Linked DNA regions of Homo sapiens: region 2 is linked to region 1. Evidence: chromatin contacts called from ENCODE Hi-C or POLR2A ChIA-PET data. All regions are on one chromosome and are shown on one strand. The core of a region is the stretch at or near the end of the contact, and the rest is flanking DNA. Distances in the headings are between cores, read along the strand shown. Region 1 has its middle 26 kb from the start of LINC02298. Region 2 holds the start of JAG2 (jagged canonical Notch ligand 2).

Region 1 (5,826 bases), core at 234-2,733:
CTGACCAGGCCTTGAGCTCAGCATTTGAAAAGCCCAACTGTGTCATCTTGTTTCCTGAGACTCTCCAGTGCAGCTCAGAGCAGCCACCTCAGCCCACAGGCCTGTGCCCCTCCTGCCCGCTGTACTGTGCTGCCATCACCAGACCCACACTGCACAGGAGCTTCACTCTAGGTGAGCACAGGTGGTTACTTAATTAACTGTCTCACCAGGTGCCACGGACTCCAAATATCCCTTCATCCTCATGGCCCCCAAACCCAACCAGGTCATAGAAACCATCCAGAATCTCACCCACCAAGGTCTGTTATCTGCAGTCACTTCTGGTGTCAAATACTGTAGGAGTCAGGATTCAGCTGTGGATAACAAAAACTTATCCTGGCTACTTTGGGTAGAAAGGGATTGAATCAAGGCAGAATGGAGAGAATTAAGGGCACTGTGACAGCAGGAAGAGCAGGGTTTCAGCTGGGCCTCAGCCACGGCTCTCACAGTGGTACTCCAGAATTGTCCTGCTGTGGTAGATTAGAAATGGCCACAGATCCTTTGCAGCTCCTGCAGTCAAGAAGTAGATCCATTTCGCCGCCTCCCCCGACCCCCTCATTAGGGACTGACTTGTGACTAGCTTTGACCAAAGAAGGTATTGAAAGTAAAGCTCTGGAGCTCCTGCTCTGGTGCTCTTGGAGAGCTGGGACAATGTGAACAAGTATTGGTGAGGCTAAGAAACTGGGTAAGTGTTGAAGCACCCCAGCCCCAAACCAATCAACTGATAAACCTGTGTGTGATGCCAATAAGAACCAGCTAGATCCCAGCTGACCCACCGACTAACTACAGAACCAACAGCTGAGCACAGATGCAAGCGTGAACCCAGCCAAGCCCAGCAGAACCATCCTGCTGAGCCCAGCCCAAATTGTCAACCCACAGAACCATGACCTGAATGCATGGTCATTGAGCTTTGGGATGATTCATTACACAGCAAAAAGATATCCAATGCGCCTCTCCAGGAAGCTTCCATTCCTGCCACAATCCAGAAACTGGGGAAACCATAAGATGCCCCTATGTTTGGCTCCAGGACCATATTCCCCTAGGCAAGACAAATAACAGCAAAATGAATATCCTATGACATGAGGTCTAGGGGTGAGACTCTGAGGCTTCTGTTACTGCCGCCTCAGAAATGCTGACCATCTCCCTGTCTGGGCTTGCTAGTGGAAAACGAGGGAAGCAACAATGACAGATTCTACCTCATTTTTCCCATCCAACTGTCACCAGAGGGTGTCTGTTGGAGGGGCACACTCCATGGAGCCCATGGCAGCTGCTTATCTAATCCACAGCCTCAACCCAGCCCTGTCAGTACTGAACCAGATTTTCATTTCCACCAGTTTGACTCATGGGCCTCACTTGGTCTGAATTTGGTGTGTGTATGTGTGGGGGGAGGGATGGGCTATCATTCGTGGTCCTCCTCAACAACCCCACCACAAAAGCACAGAAGCCACAAAGAAAGACTGACAGACCTGACTACACAAAAATTCCAAACTTCTGATCAGTTAAGAGAACCACAGTGAACAAACTGAGGGACGCTTCTTGCAACACACATCCCAAAACGATGGACAGATTCAACCATAAGCATTTAAGACTTTTACTCAGCAAAGACTCCACCAGGAACTCTGAATTTGCAAAAAAAATATATATACATTTGCAATATACATGATGGAAGAAATGACAGATTTATCCATGTAAAAATTAAAAATATCTCATGGCAAAAGACATTATAGACAAACATAGCCAGTGCAACCTGTTCTACCAGCTTGGGGTACAAATAAGGTCACATATTTTTGTTCTTCATAGGAGCCCCACCCACTCCCAGTGCTGGAAAGGGAACTCTATTCCCTCTCTGGGTGAGCTCACACAGAGCACAGCCTCTGTGCAGAGCAGCGCCACTGCCCCCACCGACATCTTCAGACGTGTTCGCTCTTGACACGGTACACCCACAGTGATAGAGCCATCCCTCAAAAAAACCTGCACACAGGCGGCTCCACAGCAACAGCTTGAAATGTCCGTCACTGGGGCACCGGGAGAATGTTCTGTGCACAGGTGCTTCCTGACAACGGAATCCTTGCTGTGGTTGGGAAGACTGGAGTGGACCCCTAGGCCCCAGGCAAAAGGCTGGTTTCTCCTGCCCAAGACGCCTGAACAGGCAGGGCCGAGAGCTCTGTTTATAACCCCAAGCGCCAGAAGTGCTGATTTTCTAAAATAAGGGTAAAATGCATAGCCAAGTTGGGAGGTCAGAAGGAGGGATGGGGCCAAATGCAGATGAGCCGATGTGGAACCGCAGGGGCAGGGCTGTCGGACCCAGCTGCGTCTGGGAGGTACTGGGCTCTGGGGACACAGCCAGGCCACAGGCTCTGCCCAGACAGGGACTGGAACTGGGCTCTGCACAAGGCTGGGCCTGTGAGGGTCTGTCCCGCAGGAAGGGGGACAAGAGAGGGCAGAGGCGCCCAGCAGGGGCACCCTTCCAGAGTTGGCATAGCATCCTTGAGAATCCTGTCTGCTCTGGGGAGGCTCATGTGCTTCTTGTCCATGTATGTGCTCACAGGACATTTGGAGACCAAATTCATGCCAAGGAGAGAGGTGCGGGCCTGGGACCTCTCCCCCTTGTGTGCAGGTGGGAGCTTCATGCTGAGTGACCCGGAAAGGGGTCAGGATGCTCTGTCAGCTCTGTGGCCATGGCCATCCATGTAGCCCTTTTATGCATTTCTTACCTGCAAAATGGGAATCATAAGAGTATCACCAGCAAAACACCTGTGGTGCTGCGGGTTAAGTGAATTATTTTTGCAAAGTTTTCAGAGCAAGATCTGGCATAGAGTGAACACTGTGAAGCATTTGTTAAAGGAATGAAGAAATATGACGTGGTTAGCTAGTCTCTGAGGCCGAGCTCTGGAGTAAAATTCCTTTCCCCATTCAGAGGAAAGGATCCACCCACTAAGAGGTGGGAACATCTACAAGGCATAGAGGTGCAGGGATGAGCTACACAGGACAAAACCGTTCCAGTATCCCATTCACTAAGCCCTCTCATTCTTTCTCAGCTACACCAGAGGTGTGCTGGCGTCTTGACCTCAGTCAGTGAGGGCCACTGAGTGCATGTCTCGGCTGTCTAACCAAGCAAACCAGTGACCCCTCCTCACTGGTGAGCAATCACCCACAGGCCAGCAGCTCCAATAAGGAAATACACATGGATAAGCGTGACCGGATCCACCCTTGGAAGCTGCTATGGACTGAATATTTGAATCCCCCCAAATGCATATGTTGAAGTCTTCACCTCCAAGGTGATAGCCTTAGGAGGTGAGTTGGGGAGGTGAATACATCATAAGGGCACAGCCTTCATGAGTGGGTTTAGTGCCTTTTAAAAGAGGCCCTAGGAAGCTGTTCACCCTTGGCCACGTGAGGACAGAGTGAGAAGGCACTGTCTATGAAGAACAAGCCCTCAACAGACACGGAATCTGCCAGCATTTTGATCTCAGACTTTCAGCCTCCAAAACTGTGAACAATAAATATCTGTTGTTTATAAACCATTTAGTCTATGGTAGCCTCTTAAAGCAGACCAAACAGACGAAGAGAGAAGCCATCCCCACACTCAACCCAAGAGTTTCTACCCATATGAATTTTGGGGTGTCAACCATCTCTCATTGGGTTTAGACTTTATATGTGTCCCCATGGGGCATGCTGGGCTCTGCCTTGAGTTACGAATCTAGAGGCAAAAAGGGATGCTGAGGCTGTTGTGAGAAGGGAGAATCCCCCAGCAAACAACTGCCTTGGGGGAGGTGATTACAGGGCAGGCATGAAGTTAGGGGGTGCATTCTGCAAGACTGCCCTTACTTCTGACACCCACTGTAGGTTTGGAGGGTTCCCAAGATCACTCTGTGGTTCAACAATTTACCAGAAGGGCCCACAGAACTCACTGAAAGCTGTTATACTCGTGTTTATGGTTGATTACAGCAAAAAGATACGGATTAAAAGCAGCCAAAGGAAGAGACACTGGGGTCAGGGGCCAGCAGACACCATGTGCAAGCTTCTAGGTGTCCTCTCCCTACAGAGCTGTAGATGGTGTGACTTCTTGGTATTGATGTGTGACAGTCTGCATGGAGTATGGCCAAGCAGGGAAGCTCACTTGAGCCTCAGTGTCCAAAGTCTTTATTGGACTCCATGGTTGATTGCCTTTGTGGCCAACCTCAGTCTCTGGTCCCTCTGGACATTAGGCAATCCCATGTGACCTGAGACTCCCACCATAAATCACATTGTAAGCGTAGACTCTCTGGTGTGGCCCAAAACCTCCACAGAAACAAAGACCCTCTTATTAGGCTGGACATCCTAAGGACCTGGAGATTAGCACCCAGGAGCTGAAGGCAAAGACCGGACTTCCTGTTGGGCAAGGTTAAAAATCTGTACCACTCACCTGTCAAGCAAAGGAAGGCCAGTCTACAAAGGAAGGCCAGTGTAGACACAGTCTACACAGGGGAGGAGAGGCTACTTTGCTAGCCAGGGAGTCTGGAGGGCGGTTGGAAGTTCAAGTTCATCAGACTCATTCCAACCCAGGTAATATTCTCATTCTGATTCTCAGGACCCTATTCTTCTCCAGATGATGCAAACTTTCACATACATGACCTGGTGAGGCTCTAGATTCAGCTTTCCTTGGACTTCTGCAACCTCCAAGGCCAATTTGGGGTGACTTTCAACTAAGTCAGTGCTGAGGCTACACGAGGTAAGTGGTTAGGGCCACGATAGATGCTCCATTTTTGGTCATTTGTAAATGAAGACGTTTGGCAATAGGATTGGCACTGACTTTCATTAAGTTCCCCAGTGCAGGCATCAGCAGCTGCCCAATCCTCATTCCTCATAGTCATCATTCACACCTGTGCTAAAAAGGTGAGAGCAATGGCCACATTTCTTCACCATCCCCGGATCCACACTCTGTACCACGTGGCCTTGCAATGCTTCCTACCAACAGGGGTAGTCTCTTTCCCCATGTCTTGTATCTGGTGCGTGGACCCCAGAACTGTGTCCACAGAGTGTGTTAGACACGTCACGTAACAGTCCCAGGACTGGATCTCAAGACCCCTTGAGCAAGTGCAGTCCTGTCCACTGAAAATTACAAAATGTTGTTGAAAGAAGATCTAAATGGAGAGACATCCCATGTTCATGGATTGGGCAACTCAACACGGTTAAGATAGCGATAATTCCCACATTCATCTACAGATTGATTGTGGTCCTTACCAAAATTCCAGCTGGCTTTATTTTGTTTTGTTTTGTTTGCTTTCCTAGAAATTGGCATGCCAATAAAGTACCCCAAATAGCCAATATAATCTTTAAAAAAGGTCAAAGCTGGAAGACTCACACGTCCTAATTTCAAAACTTACTACAAAGCCACAGTAATCAAGACAATGTGGTACTAGAAATATGATAGACATACAGATAAACGGAAAAGAACTGAAAATCCATAAGTAATCTTTTACATTTATGGTCAATCGATTTTTCAACAAGGAGCCAGCCCAGAGAATGCAAGAAAACACTCAAATCTTATATATTCCCTAAAGGACTTATATTAACAATATGTGTTGCCTGTATCATACAACTAAGTAAGAAGACAAACATCCCAATTTAAAATGGCTGAAAGATTTGAAGAGCTATTTCTCCAAAGGACATATTCAGATGCTTTCAGAAATGCTTGGCAACATTAGTTAATAGAGAAATGCAAATTATAACCACAAGATACCACTAGGCACACCCTGGGGTGCCTGTAATCAGAAAGACGGATAAGAGTTGGAGAGGCTGTGGAGAAGC
Region 2 (5,565 bases), core at 995-3,494, 50 kb after region 1:
CGGGGTGCTCACGGGTTGAGGACATGGCCAGAGGAGACTGTGGCCAGCTTCCACGGGTGGGAGCTCAGGAAGCGGTGAGGATGGGGGCAGCAGGCAAGGCTGCCAGCCAGGGCTGCAAAGGTACAGCACAGGACTGGGAGCCACACACGGCAGGCCCAACTGGCGTGAGCTCGGCAGGGATTGCCCTCAACTCACAATCACTTCAGGGCCCAGGATACCAGGTGGGCACACTCCGGTGCCTCCTGCTGACTGGAGCCACTTCCTGGCTCCCAGATCCATCTACTCCCTGATCACAGGTCTGCATGGTGCTCTCATTCCCGCACTCACCCAGTTCCAGGCCCCCAGCACAATGACCAAGCAGGGAAGGACCTCTGGGCACCAGGGCAAGGCCGTGCTCCAGGCAATGAGGTAAGGCGCCCGAGGCCTGGGCCTGCCCACCTACCACTACCCACCTGCCAGCCCACTGGGATGAGTACCTGTTTCCCAGTGACACTGGACCCCTACCACCCCTCCTCCCAGCACGCCCAGGCCAGGGCTCCTGCCTGACTGGCCACCTGCCAGGGGAGACCAGACAGCCCCGACTCAGCTTCTGCCCCTCCAGAATAACAAAACCAAAAAAACCCACAAACAGGGCAGTGCCACAGAAGGTCACTGCACCAGGATCCACTATCTCTGTCTCTGAACGATCTTGGGTCACCATCGGGGGCTTCTGCCGACATAAGCGTTAGGCGTTAGGCTCTCCCGGGCCTAGGTCCCACGGCGCCCGCCCGTGCCCCCCAGGCATCCAGGAAACTGCAGGGCAGGCGCAGGCTGGCCACGGGCCCGGGGCGGCTCAGTCAGGGCCTGCCCTAGACCAGCCCCAGCACGCGCTGCGCACATGCCACCGCGGCCTGCCCGGGACCGGGGCGCCTCGCCTCGCCTCCCCACCCAGACAGACACGCGCAGGGCGACGCAGGCACACGCCGCACACCGCCGCGCACGCGGGACGCCGCCGCCCCGCCCCCGCCGCGACCCCGCTCCCGGTGGCCCCGGGGCCCCGGCGCGCCCACGTGGCCAGGCGCGGACCAAGTCCCCAGAGCACGCGCCCCCTGCCGGCCCCGCCCCGCCTGGGCGCGCGCGGCTCGCACGCAGACCCGGCCGCAGGTGTTGGGGGTCGCGAAGCGCGCGGGGCCGGGGCGCGGAGAGAGAGGGAAGGGCTGGAGCACGAGGGATGGAGCGCACGTACCGGCCAGGCGAACTGGAAGGGGATGACGACGAGGCCCGGGTCCTGGTCGCCGCCGGCCCGGGCCCGCGCCCGCGCTCGGTCCCCCGCAGCGCCCGCCGGCGGCAGGTAGAAGGAGTTGCCGCCCAGCACGGGCGTGGCGCCGTGGCCGTAGCTGCAGGGCCCCGTGGGCGTCACCTTGGCCTGGTACTCCTTAAGGCACACGCGCACGTACGTGTCGCACTCGTCGTGGCCGCAGCCCCCCGCGCGCGTTGTCCGGCCGTCGCCGTCACAGCAGGCGCCGCTCAGCAGCTCCCCGTTCACGTTCCGCAGCGCGCTCAGCTGCAGCTCGAAATAGCCCATGGGCCGCGCCGCCTAAAAATAAGGCAGCGGGAGAGCGGAGGGAGGCGCGGGCCGGGGTCGGCGGGCCGGGCGCCAGGGGTGGGGGAACAGGCCCCGCCGCCCCGCCCCCACCCAGCCGCGCCCGCCCGGAGCCCCAGCCGCCGCGCGCAGCCTCGAGGGCTTCCGAACCACGGCGGCCCCAGGCAGTGCCCGCCCGGCCCCTAGGGGCGGCCCGGTGTGCCCCGTCCGCGACCCCCGCCGCCCCCGCCGCCCCGCTCACCTGCACCCAGAGCGCCAGCAGCAGCAGCAGCCGCCGGGGAAGGCGCCCCCGGCCCTGCGCCCGCATTGCCCCCGCGACCCGCCCGCCCGGCCCCGCCGCCGCCGCCCGCGCCCGGCTCCCAGCCGCCGCGCCGGCCTCCCAGCGCCCGCCCGCCCTCCGAGCGCCCGCAGAGGCAGCGGCAGCGGCAGAGGCGGCGGCGGCGGCGGCGCGGGCGGGGTCGAGCGCAGCGCCGCGGCGCGCGGGCCTGGGCGGCGGGCGTGCAGGGGCGGCGGCAGCTCCGGCTCGCTGGCGGCCGCGCTCCGGCTGCCCGGCCCGGCTCCCACCCGGCGGCGACGGCGGCGGCGGTGAAGGCAGCGGGTCCCGGCCTCGGCTCTGCGCGCCCGCGCTCCCGGCACCGCAGCCAACAAGTTCGGAACGAGACTGACAGCTCGCTCGCCCATTCGTCACCCGCGCACCTGCATATGCATGAGGGGGCGGGGCCGCGCCGCGGGGTGGGGCCGGGGGGGGGTCCGGGGGCGCCCCAGGCTTTAAAGGCGGTGGAGGGCGTCGCCTGCCAGCGCCCCGGCCCGGCGCGCGCCCCCCAGGGCGCCCGGGCGGCGGGGGCACGGGGCCTCGGGGTCAGCGCGGGCCGCGGGGGCCCCGCTCACACCTCCGCGTGAGTCGGCGAGGCGTGCGCCGGCGCCGCAAAGCTGCCTCCCCTCCTCCGCCTGGGCTCCTGCCGGGTGTCAGAAACCGGGGGTGGGGCGCCCCGAGGTTGCCGTGTGGTCCCCTCCCATCAGTGCGCCACCGCCGCGCTCCTCGCAGTCCCAGAGGAGATGCCGCCTCCTACTCTGATCAGGGCTCGGCCCCCACGCGGGGTGGCGCGGCCCTGGGGCCAGAGCCGGGCCCAGCCCCTACTGCGCGCCCCCCACCTCCTCCGAGAATCTCCCCTTCTCCGCGCCGCTCCTACCGCCTCCACGCCGGCTGCAGGGGGCGCTGCGCCCCTCCGACGCCCCTGCCTTCCCCTCTGCGAGGCGCGCTGGTCAAGCAGCCAGTCAACAAATGCTCCAGGGTGCAGACTGCTCAGCTCGGCGCTGGCGTCGAGGTAGCCAGGCCATGCCCTCAGGAAATGCTCAGGCCACATTCCCCGTTTCCCGCCTCTCGCCCCCCAAACTCAGGTCTGGGCTTGGGGGGCGAGAGGCGGGAAATGGGGAACAAAAGTCGGCAGTGCCTGTCCCTGAAGGCTACCCCGAGAGAGGCCTCCCACTGCTGCCCTGGTCACCAGGCTTCCACACCCCATCCTCTGCGGTCACCTCCTTGCCCTCTCCCTGGGTGACCTCGCAGCTCCTCCACAGGGTCAAAACCAATGGCACCTTCCTCTCCTCCAGTGAGCACGGTCCTTTCCAGAGCTAGGGGTCACCTTGGTGGTTAAAGATCCCCATATGGTCCAGAGGGGTCCTCAACCCATCCCCATGATAACTGAGCTGTCTTCTCTCCCCCTAGCTCCTCTCGCAAATTTGCCCTGTGCCCGGAGCTGGGTGGCTGTGCAGCCCCCCAGCCTGGAGCAAGTCACTGCCACCATGCTGCTGGGGCTGAGGGCTGAAGGAAGAGAGCTTTGGAGGCACAGGGCCTGTGAACACCCCATGCGCAGGGTCTGCCTGCTCCATCCCTGTTTAGCAGCTCCTCCAGGATCCAGGCCGCAGGCTCAGCTGAAGGTCCCTAAAGGGGTGGGTGGGAGCCCCCCATGCCCACCTCAGCTGGCTCTGCTCAGAGTGCCCACCCCAAACTTGGTGGTGGGTAGGCTTCGTGGGGATTAAGACACAAGCCAGGATGAGGCCCGCACAGAGACCCCCACCAAACAAGAGAATCCAAGCTGTGTTCAGAGCCTTCCAGTTGCCGCCTTCCGGTGTGTGGGCGGTGATTACCGCCTACGGGGGGAGGGGCTCCCTGTGGAGATGCCACCTCTCCTGTGCTTTGGCCTGGGGGCAGGTACTCGGGTACTCGAGAGAGGGAAGCCCCAGGACAGAGAAGCCCCCTGCCCGGCTCCAGAGGCCCAGGGCTCCATCCCCACCTGCGCCCACTGCCCCACTATGGTGGGGGAGGGGGTGCTGGGTGCCTCTGCTGGGCACTTGGCCAAGTGGTGAACAAGGGAGACTCCGCCCCTGCACACCCTCAGGAGCCCCCAGCCCGGGGGTGGACAGAGGACTTAGACAAGTCATACAGAAGCTGGCATAGGGGGCCGCCAGAGCGTGGACGGGCATGGGTCAGCCAGACCTCACGATGTCCATGAGAGCACCCAGGTCAGGAAGGTGGCCGCACCTGCCCTTAGGAAGGAGGGGGACATAGGAGGCATCGGAGAGGGGGTCCCTTCCCTGCAGGAATTTCAGCAGCCCTTGAGCCAGAAATGCCAGGCAGCTGGACCCTGGTTTGAGTTTCCAGAAGGCAGCAGTGGGAACCCTCGCCCCTCATACATATTTCACAAAACACATTTGCCCCCTGCTGCACCTTGCTGGGGTGAGGGGCTGAGATCAGTGGCGGCCAGGGCTCCAGCCCCAACCCTCACCAGACCAGGCTACCTGGTCTCTTCTAGTAAGGGACCTCGTCATTGTTCTGGGGCCCACTGGACCACAGCACCCTCCAGCCTCCCAGAGCCACCCGTCCCCCAGCCTGGAGGGCTCCCACTCTGAGCGCTGGGCGGTGCCCAGCTTGTATGCAGAGGGCAAGGGTGCAGCTGCTCAGCCTGGCCAGGGGCTCTGGGCCCATAGGGCAGTCCTGGGGACCAGGCTGAGGACGGGCTGCCAGGGGTTTGGACAGAGCCGGCGAGGCTCCAGAGTAAGCTGTGCTTCCGCTGGGTCCTGCAGTGCTAAATATAGCAGACGGGGAGGGGAGTTTCCGGTTACAACCCCCCCTCCAGTGCCGGGAAATCAATGCCAGCTCCATTAGGCCCGGCAGCACTGCCTGCTGACCCACCCCATCGGGCTGCGGAGCAAAGTGAGGGGCTGGACTACACCCAGGTCCGGGTGCCCTGTCACCTGTCCCCTCAGTGCTTCAGGGGCCAGACCCACCTGGTGCCTGCGAGAGGTCCCTCTGAGGTAGTGGGAGGCCTCTGCTGGTCAACCCGGAGGGCCCATCGCACTCTCGTGGTGTCACCAGGCAGGCTGCTGGTAAGGGCAGCACAGCAAGGCTGCTGTGGGTCAGGCAGAGCTCCTGTCCTGTGAATGTCCTGCTGGGGCCTCATCTGGGTAGAGTGAAGCTGAGGCTGGCCAAGACCCGCACACCCCATACCTGGCAGCCCCTCCCTGGCACACACCCCATACCTGACAGCCCCTCCCCGGCAGCCCTGTCGCTGGCCTTGCTGATGCCCACAGGGCCCCACCTGGGCCACAGCCAGCATTTGCATACAGGTGGCACTGCTTTTGTGGGCCCCTGAGGCACAGCCTCCTCAGGACAGCCTCCAATGCCAGGCTGTCCAGCACTGTGCTGGATGACAACAGGGGGTCAGTCTCCACCTCCCTGCCCAGGGTTCCACCCTGCAGGGTACTGAGGCTCCCTTCACTTCACTGTCCCCTTCTCTACTTTCCTCCTGGGAGCCACAGCCTGGACCTAATGATGTCCAGGAGCGGATCGATCCTGCCGCAGACTGATGGCCCAGCAGTGCCCTCGAATGCCCACAACCAGTGCCAACACACCCATTCACCTGCAGAACCCTTACTGTGCACCTGTGGCCCAGGAAGCAGACCAGGCGAGCTGGGTCCCCTCCTGC

The links. Hi-C counts contacts between places; a loop is a spot of excess contacts on that map. ChIA-PET counts read pairs that join two places held with the same protein, here RNA polymerase II (POLR2A). Pooled maps may share reads with other maps.
Region 2: a loop to region 1 is called in a pooled map, with 2.4 times the contacts of the local background. The contact joins the promoter of JAG2 here to the enhancer-like site in region 1. A Hi-C loop is called at or near these places in 1 of 37 single-sample maps with no recorded cell type and 1 of 50 pooled maps. POLR2A ChIA-PET finds 5 or more read pairs at or near these places in 6 of 52 experiments (A549, CD8-positive, alpha-beta memory T cell, Caco-2 and 2 more).

Annotation. Positions count from the first base shown.
Region 1 is chr14:105,117,313-105,123,138 of GRCh38, forward strand. No RefSeq gene overlaps it. Among named protein-coding and RNA genes, the nearest start is that of LINC02298, 26 kb to the left of the region's middle. RefSeq lists an enhancer at 2,270-2,769. Within about 2 kb of position 1,484, at least 4 of the 41 ENCODE cell types and tissues checked have a DNase peak (open chromatin) inside an H3K27ac peak, as active enhancers do.
Region 2 is chr14:105,166,532-105,172,096 of GRCh38, forward strand. It overlaps JAG2 (jagged canonical Notch ligand 2), which reads right to left and starts at 2,245. Exons shown (of 26, transcript NM_002226.5): 1 at 1,824-2,245; 2 at 1,226-1,576. The coding sequence starts at 1,889. RefSeq lists enhancers at 967-1,466, 4,115-4,951.